2 separate regions of the Homo sapiens genome follow, and region 2 is linked to region 1. A link is a loop called in an ENCODE intact Hi-C map of the cell type or tissue named here. Cell type or tissue: PC-3. All regions are shown on one strand. Links, peaks and the distances in the headings refer to the core of each region. The heading gives the core; the rest is flanking DNA.

Region 1 (8,416 bases), core at 116-8,115:
ATGATTTCCTCTGGTGCAGGCATGCAGTGCGGCCTCTTGGTTCCTGTGACACTTCCATCTTTTCCACATCCCCTCTTGAAGGGCAGTGGGGGCAGGGAGGTGTTGCTTTTGCTTTGTGATTTTACAGTCTCTGGTGCCTACCAGGTCTCCCACGGGTTCTACTTTAGGGGCCTGAAGAACTCTTCTGGATATTTTTAGAGGTTTTCCACTGTCAGGTGCTTGCTTTGGAGCACTTGTAAAGCTATCAGCACCATTTGCCAGTTCCTCAGTGTGGCCTGGTGTTTGAGAGAGCTCTTGGAAGCTGGCCAGATCTTCTAGGGGTTGGGCCTTTTCCTTGGGCACTCTTGGCAATCTCCTGCTGCCAGTTACATTTTCTGGGTCCAGCTTCTGCTTTGCAGGTTGCTTAAATGCTTTCATGCCTTTGCCCTCACCTTCTGGTTCTTTATTGGTGTGCGTGGTCTCCCCTGATGTTTGTGTGAGCTTGCCGACTGCTAATAGCTCTTCTTTCACTTCTACTTTCTGGCCACAAGCCCTGGGCCATTTCTTTGAGCTTGTTGCAGTGTCTACTAGTTCTGGTGGTGATTTGCAGGGTATTTTGGTGGTTTTGTCATGAGTCATTGATTCTTCAGTATGACCTGGTGCTGGGTCTTTGAAGCCAGCCAGGTCTTCTAGGGCTTGCGCCTTTTCCCTGGGTGCTCTTGGCCATCTCCTGCTGCCACTTACACTTGCTGCTGGAGCCAGTGTCTGCTTTGCAGATTCCTTAAATGCTCTGATGCCTTTATCTTCACCTACTGGTCCTTTGCTTCCACGGTTTATTGCCCATTTTTATATTGGATTGTTTGTTTCCTCATTGTTTGGAGAGCTCTTTGTATATTCTGGATACAAGTCCTTTGTTAGATATGTTATTTATAAATAGTTTCTCCCAGTATATTGTTTTTTCATCCTCTTAGCATCTTTTGCAGAGCAACAGCTCATAATTTTCATGAAGTCCAACTTATCAAATTTTTCTGTTATGGATAGTGCTTTTGGTGTCATATCTAAGAATTATTGGCCTAACACCAGAAAACAAAGACTTTCTTCTGTGTTTTCTTCTAAAAGTTATACATCTTATATTTAGGTCTATGATTGATTTTTTTTTTTTTAAACAGGGTGTCGCTCTGTCACCCAGGCTGGAGTGCAGTGGTGTGATCGCTGCTGACTGCAACCTCTGCCTCCCAGGTTCAAGCCATCCTCCCACCTCAGCCTCCCAAGTAGCTCCCAGGCATGTGCCACCATGCCTGGCTAATTTTGTTTTTAATTTTATTTTTTGTAGAGACAGAGTTTCACCATGTTGCCCAGACTGGTCTCAAACACCTGGATTCAAGCAATCCACTCGCCTTGGCCTCCCAAAGTGCTGGGATTACAGGTATGAGCCACCAGGCCCAGCCAGGTCTATGATTAATTTTAAGTGAATTTTTGTAAAAAGTATGGGTAAATTTCTGCACTCTCTATTCTATTACATTGACCTACGTATCCATCCTTGCATCAATACCACACTGTCTTGAGTACTGTGGCTTTATAGTAAGTCTCAAAATTAAGTAGCATGAATCTTCCAATTTTGTTCTTATTTTTAAAAAATGTTTTGAATATTCTAATTTCTTTGCCTCTCCATGTAAATTTTAGAGTCACCATGCTGATATCTATAAAGAATCCTGCTGGGATTTGGACTGGAATTGTGTTGAATCTATAGATAAATTTTTAGAGTATTGACATCTTCACAATATTGAGTCTTCCAATCCATGAACACAGTTCTCCATACATTTCTAAATCTCCATATATTTAGCTCTCTTTTATTTCCTTCATCATTGTTTTGTAGTTTTCAGCACATAGATCTAGGACATATTTGTGAAATGTACACCTAAATATTTCATTTTTCTGGTTTTATTTTATTTTATTTTATTTTTAGATTGAATCTTGCTCTGTTGCCCAGGCTGGAGTGCGGTGGCACGACCTCAGCTCACTGAAACCTCTGCCTCCTGGGTTTAAGCAATTCTCGTGCCTCAGCCTCCTGAGTAGCTGGGATTACAGGCGCCTGCCACTATGCCTGGCTAATTTTTGTATTTTTAGTAGAGACAGAGTTTCACCATGTTGCCCAGGCTGGTCTTGAATTCCTGACCGCAAGTGATCCGGCTGCCTTGGCCTCCCAAAGTGCTGGGATTACAGGCGTGAGCCGCTGCACCTGGCCTTCTTTGGTATTATTGTAAATAGTACTTGTGCGGAGAAGAATGATGGCCCCTAAAGATATCCATGTCCTGATCCTTGGAACCTCTGTTTATGTTCTCTTACATAAATGGTGGCTCTCACAGATAGGTCAAGTCAATATCATGAAGATGTCAATTCTCCTTCCTATGTTATGTTATAAACTTACCAACTTTCAGTAAGAATACCAATAAGCTTTTATTCTGGACCTAAACAAGTTGATACTAAAGTTCATATGAAAAAATAAATATGCAAGAATAGCTACATGGTCTAAGTTTCTTGAACCCATCATGTTCCATTTCCACCTCATTCAGTCAGGTCCTTCTCCACCTTCAGATCTCTGCTCAAGCATCCCCTGTGGGAAGTCTTTACTACACACACACACACACACAGAGAAGACAGAGAGAGAGAGAGAGTGAGAGAGAGAGAGACAGAGAGAGAGAGACAGAGAGAGAGTGTGTGTGGGCAGATGTTTTTTTGAGTCTCGCTCTGTTGCCCAGTCTGGAGTGCGGTGGCACAATCTCGGCTCACTGCAACCTCCGCCTCCCAGGTTGAAGCAATTCTCCTGCCTCAGCCTCCCGAGTATCTGGGACTACAGGCGCCCGCCACCACACCTGGAAAATTTGTATTTTTTAGTAGAGACAGGGTTTCACCATGTTGGCCAGGCTTGTCTCGAACTCCTGACCTCAAGTGATCTACCCACCTTGGCCTCCCAAAGTGCTGGGATTACAGGCGTGAGCCACTGCGCCCAGCCCTGGGGCAGACCTTTATGTTATACACTCTCACAGAACTGCGTTCCTCTCCTTCAAGCACTTGGTTCAGTTTGGGGTTATTCACACATTAGGAGACTGATTTGGTTAAAGTTGGTCTCCTCTCTTAGGCTGGAAGGGACAACAGGGTCAGGGACTGTTTTGCTCATTGTGTACCTCCTCTGCCCAGCACAACCCCAGATACATGATTGCACTTGATACATATTTTTGAATAAATATTTGAATACATAAGAAAAAGTCTGGTCTCTAGGTCCATTGTTTTGAAAGTAGTAAAGATGTGATTTTAGCACCCCTATTTATAATGTTGGAAACCTCATGAAAAACAGAAAAGGAGATTGTAGAGGTAGATTAGAGCCAGACTGTGAAAATCCTTAGAAGGCATGTTGGCCAGGAGCAGTGGCTCACACCTGTAATCCCCACGCTTTGAGAGGCCAGGGCAGGAGAATCGCTTAAGCTTAGGAGTTTGAGACCAGCCTGGGCAACATAGTGAGACCCCATCTCCACAAAATATTAAAAAATTATCCAGGCCCGGTGACACACAGCTGTGGTCCCAGCTACTCAGGAGGCTGAGGTGAGAAGATCCTTTGAGCCTGGGAGGTTGAGGCTTTAGTGAGCCATGATCATACCCCTGCACTCCAGCCTGGGTGACAGAGCAAGATCCTGTCAGAGAGAGAGAGAGAGAAGGAGAGAGAGAGAGAGAGAGAGAGGATAGCAGAAAAAACGAATCAAAAGAAATCTTTTTTTCTTTTTCTCAGTCTAAAATGCTAGTCTTATTTTTTTCTCAGCCAAGCAGGCAGATTCTGCCTTCCCAATCTCTATTCATCTTTTTCTTTCCAACTGCCATCTATTTCAAATTCTCTGCTCTTTCATTCTGTCCCAATAGGTCTTCCTCTCTCAATCCCAATCTATGGGATCCCAGCAAGACTATTTTTGGAAAGTCATTTCTGCTAACGTTACTTACTCCCTCAATACAAATCATCAGTAGTTTGCTATCAAAGCTCAAATGTAAAGTGCTTCTTCCCAGCAGTCAATCAGACAACAAATGCTTGTTGAGCACCTACTATGTGCTTGACACCATGATAAGGTCTGGCATTCAAGACCTCTAACAACATAATTTTCAAACCTTAATGATTTGCATCATTATCCAAAGACCAATTGGAAGCCAAGACAGATTCTGAGCAGAGAAATGGCATTGACCGAAATCTATCACTGATTAAAAATTAGGCCGGGTGCAGTGGCTCATGCCTTTAATCTCAGCACTTTGGAAGGTCGAAACAGGCAGACCGCTTGAGCCCAGGAGTTCAAGACCAGCCTGGGCCACATGGTGAAATCTTGTCTCTACAAAAAAAGTAGCCAGGCGTGGTGGTGTGCGCCTGTAATCCCAGCTACTCGGGAGGCTGAGGAGAGAGGATCACTTGAGCCTGAGAGGCAGAGGTTTCAGTGAGCTGAGATCACACCACTGCGCTCCATGCTTGGCGACAGAGTGAGTCACAGTCTCAAAAAAAAAAAAAAAAATTAAAAGAGGGCAAAATAGAAACAGAGACTGGCTAGGCAGTTTCTACAGTGCTCTAGGGGACAGTTGGTCCTCTGAGCTAGGGTAGTAGCAATGGCAATGAAGATAAGTGAATGATTTGAAAGGACATTTAGGAGGTAAAACCCACCTGACTTGATGATAGATTGGATTGAAGAAGAGGGACTGAGGAAGAGGGAGATACCCAGAATGGCTCCTAAGTTTCTGACTGCATAATAGAATAGATAGTTTTATCATTCACATATTAAAATTGATATGCCATTGAGGCAACCAAGAGGGAATGTCAAGTGGGCAACTGGATTTCTAGGTGTGGAGCCCCAAGGAGAGGCTGGGGCTGGAAATGTCAATTTGGAGTCATTGAAGAGATCATAAAGTGAAAAGGAAGAGGGCCTGGGGAATCAGCTTCCCACAGCAGCAACAATGTACCGACTCATAAGACTTAAAGCTTACTCTATGGGATACACTGTTCTGGGATTATACACACACACACACACACACACACACACACACACACACCACACCCAGTTGTGCATTGTTTAATGATGGGGATGCATTCCAAGGAATGCGTTGTTAGGCGATTTCATCATTGTGCAAACATCATAAAGTGTACTTACATAAACCTAGATGGGATAGCCTATTACACACCTAGGCTATATGTACAGCATGTTACTGTACTGAATACTGTAGACAGTTGTAACATGAGATCATATTTGCGCATCTAAACATATCATCTAATCATAGAAAAGGTACAATAAAAATAAGGTATTAGAATCTTATGGGACCTCCCTTGTATATGCAGCTCATCATTGACAAAACATCAGGTGGCACATGACTGCATATATATATATATATATATATATATATATATATATATATATATAATTTAATTCTTACAACAACCCTGCAGGATAGGGGAGGATAGGTACTATTAGAACTAATGTTTGATAAATGAGGCACAGAGAGGTTCACTTACTTGCCCAAGGCCATAGAGCTGAAGTGGTGGAGCTGGCCTATGAACTTGGGTGGCCTCACTCCAAAGGATAAAGGATATCAACTTGGGTGGCCTGACTCCAAAGGTCAATCTCTCAAATGCTATGCTCTGAAGGTGTAGCTATGAACTAGGAGAACAGTTCACATGTGATGTCATAGAAGTTGGCAGAAGAGATGATTTGAAGGTGGGAACTGTCAACAGTGTTAAATGTTATTGATACATATGTACACTTACAATGTGTCAGTTAAAAATGTTATTGAAAGGTCAAGTAAGGTGAGCCATGAAAGTGTCCTGGATTCAGTAACATGGCACCAGGCATGGTGGCTCACATTTGTTATCCCAGCACTTTGAGAGGCCAACATAGGAGGACTGCTTGAGCCCAGGAATTGGAGACCAGTCTGGAATACATAGGAAGACTCCGTATCTACACAAATTAAAAATAAAAAAGTTAGCTGGGAGTGGTGGTGTGAATCTGTGATCCTAGCTAAACTCAAAAAAAAAAAAAAAACCATGGAAGCCATTGATAAGCTTAGAAAGAACTGATGATGTGGCAATATGGGGGCAGAACTCAGATTGGAGTGTGCTGAGGAATTGTTCCTGGACCAAGCCGAGGGTCGGACTGCTTATTCTCTCAGCCCAATTACAAGATGCAGGTGAACTGGGAAAGAAGAGAGTTTTTATTTCTGTAACCAGGTGCAGGGAGAAGGCCTGGAAATTATCACCAGACCAACTCAAAATTACAAAGTTTTCCAGAGCTTACATACCTTCTAAGCTACATGTCTACGTGTAAGTGTGCATTCATCTAAAGACATAAGTGATTAACTTCTTCTAATCTATAACTAAGGTCTGAGTCCTGAAGACCTTCCTCTGGAGCCTCAGTAAATTTACTTAATCTAAATGGATCCAGGTGCTGGGGTGATTGCCCTTATCTTATCTCCTGCTAAATCATGGAGGTTTGGGGAGTTCCTTCAGACCACTAATAACATGTGCTTAATCTTTTTAAATTTTATTTTATTTTTTTGAGACACAGTCTCACTCATTGCCCAGGCTGGAGTGCAGTGGCTCAATCTCGGCTCACTGCAACCTCCGCCTTCCAGGTTCAAGTGATTCTCCTGCCTCAGCCTCCCAAGTAGCTGGGATTACAGGTGCATGCCACGCCCGGCTAATTTTTGTATTTTTAGTAGAGACGAGTTTTCACCATGTTGGCCAAGCTGGTCTCGAACTCCTGACCTCAAGTGATCTGCCTGCCTCGGCCTCCCAAAGTGCTGGGATTACAGGCATGAACCACTGCACCCAGAGAAACTTGTTTAATCTTAAATGGGTCCTGTTAAGAACTCCTTCCTTCTCTTGTCACGCTTCAAGGCCCAGGAAAGACCTAGGCAAAACTCTTGGTGTGCTTTTGTTACCTTCCAGCCTTTGTATAAGGGCACTGGCTCTCTTAGCTTTTAATAGTTAGCTTAACCACTCAGTGCTGAAACAGTTGTTAGGGAGGCCTGCCTGTTCAGCCGTTAGGGAGACCTGGCCTGCCACAGAATGAGTAGGAGATGAGAGCACAGAGAGAACTAGTATAGACAGCTCTACTAAGAAGCTGGGCTGTGAGGAGTGGGTAGAGAAACCAGTGGCAACAGGACAAGGGTAGGAGAAGGGCAGAGTGAGGGTACCTGGCAGAAAGATGCAACAGCGGGCTAGAATCTGGCCAGGTTCTGCCTTCAAGCTGTTAACCTTGGACTGGGGCTGTGGCCTGAAGGAAGGGGTACTTATTTGAATGGGGTCAGCCCCCTTGCAATTCATCTGTCTGGAGGGGGCACTTTCTGATTCTCACAAGGGTACTGTATGTGTTAGCAGCAGCTATGCTAAAGGAGGATGCAAATAAATGGGACTTTAAAGAGAGAGAGATAGAGGAAGAAACAGAGAAAGAGATCAAACTGTTTAATTTTCACATCAGTGGAAATAATCTGGTTGAGAGGGTGTAGTTGAATAGGGAGGAGAAATGGTGATTGATAGGAGGGACCGGGGCCTACTCTATTGTACCACTCTATTGTGAAAAATGGATAGCAGATCTAGTAACTTAGATGTGATAGAAATCACTTAATAGAAAACAACTTTAATTCTGATTGAGTTTTCCTTCTGCTAGGATGACAGACCATTGATTGACCTTATTAATTCCTAGGGTTCCTCTACTCCCAAGGTTGTATGTACTCTTGATCTGGGGTCTTAGAATCATTGGGTTTTTGGCTCACCTAGTTGCCCTGAGATGTCTCCATCACTGTCACTTGACCCTTCTGCTGCTTCCAAGCTATGCCTGGGGCCCAGGAAGGTTTGGCACAGTGCCCCTGATCATCTCTGTCAAGCTGAACCATGTGGCCACTTCTCTTTGACTCCTGCTCTGCCCTGACACATTGCCAGGAAAAAGAGTTCAGGTGCCCTGGGCTGCAGGATCCATAGACTTCTCCCTTTGCCCACTCCTCCTAGCCTAAGGAAAATGTCTCAGTGGGGTTGGGGGCACTAGAGTGCTGCTGCTCTTTCTTTTGCTTCTCCAAAACATTTCGTCTAAGCCCTCACACCTTCTTTATATCAGCTAGCTTTTGCTACAAAACAAACCCCTAAAACTTACATCTATTATTTCTCACAATTTGGTGGGTCAGCTCAGTTAGGGCAGGAAGGTGTAGCACCTTTCTACTCTAAGTGTGGTCCTCAGACCAGGAGCATCAGAAGCACCCAGGAGCTTATTAGAAATGTAGTCTCAGGACCCAGTGCAGTGGCTCGTGCCTGTAATCCCAGCAATTTGGGAGGACGAGGCAAGAGGATTGCTTGAGGCCAGGAGTCCAAGACCAGCCTGGGCAACATAGCAAGACCCTACAATTTTTTTTTTTTTTTTTGAGATGG
Region 2 (8,416 bases), core at 278-8,277, 200 kb after region 1:
GTTTTGAGACAGAGTCTCGCTCTGTCACCCAGGCTGGAGTGCAGTGGCACAATCTTGGCTCACTGCACCTTCCGCCTCCCAGGTTCAAGCAATTCTTATGCCTCAGCCTCCCAAGTACCTGGAATTATAGGCATGTGCTACCATGCCCAGCTAATTTTTGTATTTTTAGTAGAGACAGGGTTTCACCATGTTGGCCAGGCTGATCTTGAACTCCCGACCTCAAGTGATCCACCCGCCTCGGCTTCCCAAAGTGCTGGGATTACAGGTGTGAGTCACTGCGCCCAGCTTTTTACATGGATGTTATTAGCAGCTTTATTTATAATAGCCAAAAACTGAAAACAACCCAAATGTCCTTCAGTGGGTGAATGAATAAAAAACTGTTGTATGTTCATACAATGGAATACCATTCAGCAATAAAAATGAATGAACAATTGATATACTAATAATTTGGATGAATATCAAAGGCATTATGCTGAGTGGAAGTGAGTCTCAAAAGGTTGCACACTATATTATTCCATTTTATGACATTCTTGAAATGATAAAAGTATAGTTACAGAGAATGGATCAGTAGTGTCTGGGGCTAAGTGGGAGGGGAAGCGTATAACTATAAAGGGATAACACAAGGGAGGTTTGGGGATGATGGAACCATTCTATATTCTGATTGTAGTGATGGTCGTATGAATCTGTACATGTGTTAAATTCAAATAATTGTACAAGAAAAATAAATATTGCTGTAAGTTAACTTAAATAATTTCTCTCTGTCATGTGTTAACAAATCCTCTGCTTACCCTTGGACATGCTACAACTTTATATTAGTTTAAGACGGTGGTTAAGGCCTCAAGAAGTCCCCAAGAGCTATGTCCTGGGTTCAGTTACCCTGAAATGTGGCAGATGAGGAAAACTGAAACCTTAAATTCAGGCACACCCACAGGATACTATGAAATATATGGGCATAAACACTAGCATTGGCGGGGCGTGGTGGCTCACGCCTGTAATCCCAACACTTTGGGAGGCCGAGGCGAACGGATCACTTGAGGTCAGGAGTTTGAGACCAGCCTGGCCTACATGGTGAAACCTCATCTCTACTAAAAATAGGAAAATTAGCCGGGTGTGTTGGCGGCATCTGTATTCTCAGCTACTCAGGAGGCTGAGGGAGGAGAATCACTTGAACTCAGGAGGCAGAGGTTGCAGTGAGCCAAGGTTGCGCCACTGTACTCCAGCCTTGGTGACAGAGGGAGACTCAGTCTCAAGGAAAAAAAAAAAAAAAGAACCAGGAAGGAAGCTTCTCCCCTCTGGCTGCCTTCCACTCTCCCACAAGTGCCTCCCATTGGCAGCACCTCAGCAGCAGCAACCAGGCATCCTAAGAGGACCTCATATCTATTCTGCATGGCCTTTGCTCTGTACCGCCAGGTTCTGGTAATCCTACCTCTTCCCTGTTGTTTTTCCAAGTTTAGGGATAGTAGCTGCTTCTTGTAGTTATTATCTCTGGGTTCTCTCACAGTTGCCTTTTTGCTATCTCATTTCTGCATTACCTATGTAACCAATTCCTTATCTTAACCTCCTCTGTGGGAACATGTAGTGGCCTGTTTTCCTGTGGACGCTGACTGATACTCAGCCTTTGGAGACTTGAAGTATAGAGTCAGAGGGCAACCAGTTGTGAAGCTGACCCTGAATTCCTTGTGTTTGTTTGGCCTCTGCTTGCATTTGTTCCTGCACTTGAAGATAAAATCACAATTTCAAAGCGCGGTACACAGGGCCTATGGTAGACTTTGCTGGTGGTTCCTAATATTTCTGATTCCCTTCTTGCAAAACAGATGGATTGCATTGATTGCATTTTTCACCTCTTTGACGTTTGAGGTGACTTTATGACTTGCTTTGGCCAACGAAATGAGAGTAGAAGTGGTGAATGTCATTTCTGGGCAAAAGTATTTAAGAGCAGATGCATGTGTTCTCTCCACCTGCTGCAGTGAGTCCTAAAGCCTCACGCTGAGATGGTAAATTATAGGGTGGAAAAGCCTGTGTGACATGTAGTCTGGGAGATAATTTTTATTTTACTTCACGGTTGTCACCACAGTGTAAAGTAGCCTATCCTGACTAATAATACATTTGTGATTCACCCCCTGCCACCTCCCCTCCGTCTCACTCTTCCCTAAATGCATCAAGATACCTTACACCTTTGGGCTGTGCCTATGCTCCACCTCTTGCCTTACCAATCATTTTGACCTGGCAGCTGCTGCTAGTTGTTCAAAGCCCAATTCAGATGCTACCTACTCCAAGAAGCCTCCTTCATCTGGATCTGGGATGTTTCCTATATTTTCTCCTAATAGCTCATGTTTACTCTTTTTTTTTTAGACAGAGTCTTCTGTCACCCAGGCTGGAGTACAGTGGCACGATCTCGGCTCACTGCAACCTCCCCTCCTGGGTTCAAGGTATTCTCCTGCCTCAACCTCCCTAGTGACTGGGACTACAGGCGTGCGTCACCACGCCTGGCCAATTTTTTTTTCTTTTTGTATTTTTAGTGGAGACGGGGTCTTGCCATGTTGGTCAGGCTGGTCTCGAGCTCCTGGGCTCAAGTGATCCACCCATCTTGGCCACCCAAAGTGCTGGGATTACAGGCGTGAGCCACCGCCACACCTATAAAGTAAACATGGCCTCCTGTTTACTTTTAACATGACATTTCCCACATTGTATCATATTATCAGATTATTTATTGATATACCCACTTTATATTAAGCTCTTTGGAGGCAGGGATGGAGTGTCTTCTGTTGTATTTTTTGCTGTTGTTTTATTTGTTTAGCTCTAGCTTAAAAAATGCATTGAGCATAATGCCTGGTACATAGCAGATGTTCAAAAATATTTGTTGAAAGAATAAATTATTTCAACAAAATAAATAAATACATTTATTATAAAGTATAAATAAAGCAGAGGATATGTTTTTAAAAATTTAGCTATATACTTATAATGCAATTTAATTGGAAGTCATTTTGTGCATTCTATATTTTGTCAAGGTACCCCATGTGGATTCTTGGTCATCTACTTTATTTAGAATTCATATCTCTTAGTCATTATTTGCTTTTTTTCTAATGTATTTTCTGCCTCTTTCTTACTTTTGTTGCTCTGTTTCTATGGAATATCAGCTGGCAACATTCACTTAGTTGATCTATGTTGGTAAATATGTATAGTTAAAATTCAATTCAGTCCGGGGAAACTGGAAAGATTTAAATATCTTGAATGTTTAATGATATTTAATTAAATATCTTGAATGTTTAATGATATTTAATTAAATATCTTTAATGTTTAATGATATTTCATTAAATATCTTTAATTAAATATATTTAAAGATTTAAATATATTTAATGCTATAGTAACCCTGTAGCATGTTTCAAATTAAATAAAAGCTACTTTTAAATATAAAGGGGTTATTTTTGTCAGCTGCTTTATTACCTCCAAACCAGAGCTGTTCATTTTTTATTCTATTTCCAAAAACCAAATATCCCTCCCAAGTCAATTTCAAAATATAATCTTAGTTCAGATTCTCTAGAACAAAAGCAAAGTCATTTCTAGGCACTCATAGTTTTGTTTTATGTTTCTCATTATGCACATTGAGATTCCTCTAAATGTGAGTCATTTAAGCAAAACCTTGGGAAACCTCCAGATTCCTTTTTAATTATCTTAAATTCATCTGAAAATATTTCAGCAAATGCAGGAGAGAATGCCCTTATTAGCAAGATGTTTTAAAATCAAGAAGAGCCTATTATGAACTCAAGATACTCCCTAAAGGTTTTATTAACAGTTCAGGATTGTCCCTTCTATCTGCCTGTTCCTGTCTCACTACAGATAGCAAAATGTAGGAATTGCAGTTTTTAGCTCCTTTTAGCATCTTCCAGATTTGGGCTTCCATCCAAGCTCCCACTGCAGTGCACCACTCTGTGAGTCGATGACAGGCAAGGTCGAACAGCCCCTGGGGAACCTTCGCAGATGTGTTGAATACCATAAACATAAATAGATAATCCTTATCTTAAAGCAAGAGAGGCAGAAAGACACGGAGAAGACCCAGGCACCCTTGCCTTCATGTCTGTACAGACCCACATGGACTGTATGTTTAGGATTCAGTAGCCATGTTAGAAAAATGCTACCTCAGACCCTATTCAGGGTTAGCTACAGTAACCTTAGGAGTCCCTTCTGATCATCCTCTTCCCATGGCAGCTGCAAACTTTTGCCTCTGCCATGTATGGGAAAATTGATCACTTAAAAGGAACTCTTAAGGTTTATTAGAAATGCTTTTGCTGTAAGTGGCAGAAAACCTGCTCCCAAAGACTGAAGTGAGTAAGACTTTATCTTGCTCATATAACAGGCATTCTCTCAGTAGGAAACCACCAGCTCAGTGACTCAAGGATGTAACACGACTCAAGGATGCAATCCTAACATGCCAAGCTGTTAGGATTGAGAAAGAGATACTGCAACTGGAAACATCAGGTATAGGTTTAGAGCAGGGAAAAGTGGGAAGGGCCCTGCAGCCTCTCTCCTTTTATCAAGAAGGTGAAAGCTTCCTCAACCCTATCTCCCTGAGGCTCAGCCAACTCCTGTTTGGATCTCATTGCCCAGAACTTGATTAAGTGGCCACCTCTGGCTGCAAGAGAGGCTGGAAAAATGGGGAACAGTTTGTCACAATTGGCTTGGTGCAGTTGCAAGACATTGCCTGGCAGGGCACACTGATGCTTCAAAGAAAATTAAGGATCCAGTAGCTATGAAGAAGGGAGTGGGTAGGCAAGTGCTAAGCTCTACCTCCACGAGACTAATCAGGAGCATTACACCCAATTATAAGGCAACCGATTTTTGCTGGAGCCTTTGTTTAGAATGTGCCATGGAGGATGGTACTGTGTCTGCTAAGAGGATTCTCCTCCCATATTCACCAATAGAAAGGAACGCTATAATGTGGATGAACCTCAAAAACACTATGCCAAGTGAAAGAAGCCAGACACATGATTCCATTTATATCAAATATCCAGAATAGGCAAATCCATAGAGACAGAACACAGATTGGTGGTTACTAGGGGTGAGAGGGAAGGGGTAATTGAGGGCAAGCATTTAACAGGTTTAAGGTTTCCTTTTGGAATAATGAAAATGTTTTAGATCTAGATAGAGGTGACTGTTGTACAACATTGTGAATGTACTAAACACCACCAAATTGTATACATTAAAGTGGTTGGTTTGGGGTTACATGTAATTTAACCTCAATAAAAAAAAAGAATATTCTCTTCCCTTCTGCTGAACAAAATATTACGAGCTTTATGCCAATCAGCTTTGTACAGCATTTATACTTCAGTCCCTACAAATTCATCTTGGCAGTAGTAGTTTTAATATGAGCCACTTATCTGTGGCTGAGGCAGAGACAACTAGTCACCCTCCAATATCCTTTTCTTCTATCCCTTTCTTCTTTAGTAACTAAATCCTAGGCCAGGCGCAGTAGGTCACGCCTGTAATCCCAGCACTTTGCGAGGCCAAGGCAGGCGGATCACCTGAGGTCAGGAGTTCAAGACTAGCCTGGCCAACATGGCGAAACCCCATCTCTACTAAAAATACAAAAATTAGCCGGGTGTGGTGGCAGGCACCTGTAATCCCAGCTACTCAGGATGCTGAGGCAGGAGAATCACTTGAACCTGGGAGGCAGAGGTTGCAGTGAGCCGAAATTATGCCATTCACTCCAGCCTGGGTGACAGAGCAAGACTCCGTCTCAAAAAAAAAAAAAAAAAAAAAAAAAAAAAAAAAAACACCTAGTCAATGTGTCCAGCTAAAAAACAAAAACAAAACACTAAATTTCCCAGACTCCCTTACAGCAAAGTATGGCCATGGACTAAGATCCATTCAGTGAAATGTGAGTGGAAGCTCTGGGCAGGTCTCCCAGCTAGGATCTTTAACAGTGCATGACCTTTTGTCCTTCCCCTTTTTTTCTTCTTTCCAGCCTGCAAAACAGACTTGATGGCTGAAGCACCACCAGCGAATCTGGATCATGATGTGACCTTGAAAATGAAAGCTGTGTGCTGTGTATGGTAGGATGAAAACATGAGACTGAGTGCTCAATGACAACCCGAAGATACCATACCATTTGTGGACAGCCTACCTCCAGATTTCCTTTACCTGAGAGAAATGGGAGAGAAAAATGCTATTTTGTTATTTGTTGGGAGAAAAGCATTGTTCTATGCAGCCAATCTTACTTGTAACTGATACAGCAATATAACTTCCTCAAACAATTCTTATTAAAGATATTATTAAAACTTATTAAAGATAATGCAACTCAGGGCATGAGTAACATATTCCATTCCAAAGTAAGAATGAGTCTACCTACAGGGCTGTTACCTGTTCCATTAAAGTTACTGATGCCACTTGACATTGGTCTTGGCAATAATTTTTTGGATATGACACCAAGAGCATAGGCAACAAAAGCAAAAATAAATAAGTGGGACTATATCAGACTAGAAAGCATCTACACAGCAAAGAAACCAATAAACAAAATGAAAAGGCAACCGATAGAATGGGAGAAAATATTTGAAAACCATATATCTGATAAGGGGTTAATATCCAAAATGTACAATTAACTTATACAACTCAGTAGCAAAAAAAGCCCAAATAACCCTATTGAAAAATGGGCAAAGGACCTGAATAGACATTTTTTCCAAAGAAGACATACGAATGGCCAACACATATATGAAAAGATGCTCAACATCATTAATCATCAAGGAAATGTAAATCAAAACCATAGTGAGATATTACCTCACACTGGTTAGGGTGGCTAGTACCAAAAAAATAAAGGTAAGTAGTGGTGAGAATATGGAGAAAAGGGAAACTTGTACACCGTTGGTGGGGAATATAAAATGGTGAAGCCACTGTGGAAAACAGTATGGAGGGTCTTCAAAAAATTAAAAATAGAAATACCATATGATCCAGCATTCCTACTCCTGGGTATTTATTCAAAAGAATTGAAATCAAGATCTCAAAGAGATGTCTGCACTCCCATGTTCACTGCAGCATTATTCACAATAACCAAGATATGGAAACAGCCTAAATATCCATTGAAAGATGAGTGGATAAAGAAAACATGGTATATATACACAACGAAATACTATTCAGCCTTAAAAAAGAAGGAAATCCTGCCATATGCAACAACATGGGGTGAAACTTGAGGACATTGTGCTAAGTGAAATAAGCCAATCATATCAAGACAAATACTGCAAGACATCATTTGTATGAGGTATATAAAGTAGTCAAACACAGGAGCAGACAGTAGAATGACTGTTGCCATGAGATGGGGGTAGGGAGAAATAGGGAATTGCTATTCAACAGAGAGAAGGTTTCAGTTACGTGAGATGAAGAAGTTCTAGAGATCTGCTGTACAACATTGGGCCTATAGTTAACAATACTTTATTGTTCACTTAAAATTTTGTTAAGAGGACAGATTTCATGTTAAGTGTTCTTACCACAATAAAAAAAACTGAAGCATCTAGATAAGTGCTCTAATACAGGGAAGGAATCACAGACCAGGGACACTTAACCAGCCTAAAGAGAATAATAGAAGGCTTCCCCAAGGTGGTGAGTTCAGTGTGAAGGACAAGTCATAATTAGCGAGGTGAGGAAGTAGCAAGTGTGGATGTACTAAAGTTTGAAGGGACTTCCCAGTAGAAAGAAAACATGGCAGCTCAGGCTGCCATAACCAAATACCAAAGACTGGGTGGCTTAAATAACAGTATTTTCTCTCAGTTCTGCAGGTTGGAAGTCCAAGACCAAGGTGTTGGTGGGTTTGGTTTCTTCTGAGGCCTCTCTCCTTGGCTTGCAGATGATCACCTTTTTTTTTTTTGAGACTGAGTCTCGTTCTATTGCCCAGGCTAGAGTGCAGTGGCGTGATTTCAGCTCACTGCAACCTCCGCCCTCCGGGTTCAAGTGATTCTCCTGCCTTAGTCTCCTGAGTAGCTGGGATTACAGGCACACACCACCACGCCTGGCTAATTTTTGTATTTTTAGTAGAGACGGGGTTTCACCATGTTGGCCAGGCTGGTCTTGAACTCCTGACTTCAAGTGATTCACCCTCTTCAGCCTCTCAAAGTGCTGGGATTACAGGCATGAGCCACCACGCCCGGCCAGATGATCACCTTCTTACTGTGTCCTCACATGGCCATCCCTGTGTGTGTGTGTGTGGGGGGGGGGGGTGTGTGTGTGTGTGTGTCCCCTATAATTGCCTCTTTTTAACTTAGTCACCTCTTCAAAGACTCTATCTTCAAATATAGTCACATTCTGAGGTACTAGGGGTTGGGCTTAAGCACACTAATTCTGGAGAAACACAATTCAGCACATAGCGAGCATTCACAAAAGTATGGAGGTGAAAGAATACACTGTAGGCCCAGGAAATCGCAGGTACTTGTTA

Evidence for each region. Peaks named below come from ENCODE experiments on the same cell type or tissue, not always from the same donor. Only the 100,000 strongest peaks of a DNase experiment are listed, where the experiment ranks them.
Region 2: it touches region 1 in a loop (9-fold over the local background); 1 of 110 quality-filtered maps calls a loop at or near these places.

Annotation. Positions count from the first base shown.
Region 1 is chrX:46,561,947-46,570,362 of GRCh38, forward strand. It overlaps the pseudogene MKI67P1. Among named protein-coding and RNA genes, the nearest start is that of CHST7, 7.6 kb to the right of the region's middle. RefSeq lists an enhancer at 161-690. In PC-3, for the core only: no CTCF peak of the experiment used is centred there; a DNase peak (open chromatin) is centred at 5,095; H3K27ac peaks cover 1,865 bases.
Region 2 is chrX:46,766,573-46,774,988 of GRCh38, forward strand. No RefSeq gene overlaps it. Among named protein-coding and RNA genes, the nearest start is that of SLC9A7, 12 kb to the left of the region's middle. In PC-3, for the core only: no CTCF peak of the experiment used is centred there; a DNase peak (open chromatin) is centred at 4,379; H3K4me3 peaks cover 867 bases; H3K27ac peaks cover 3,817 bases.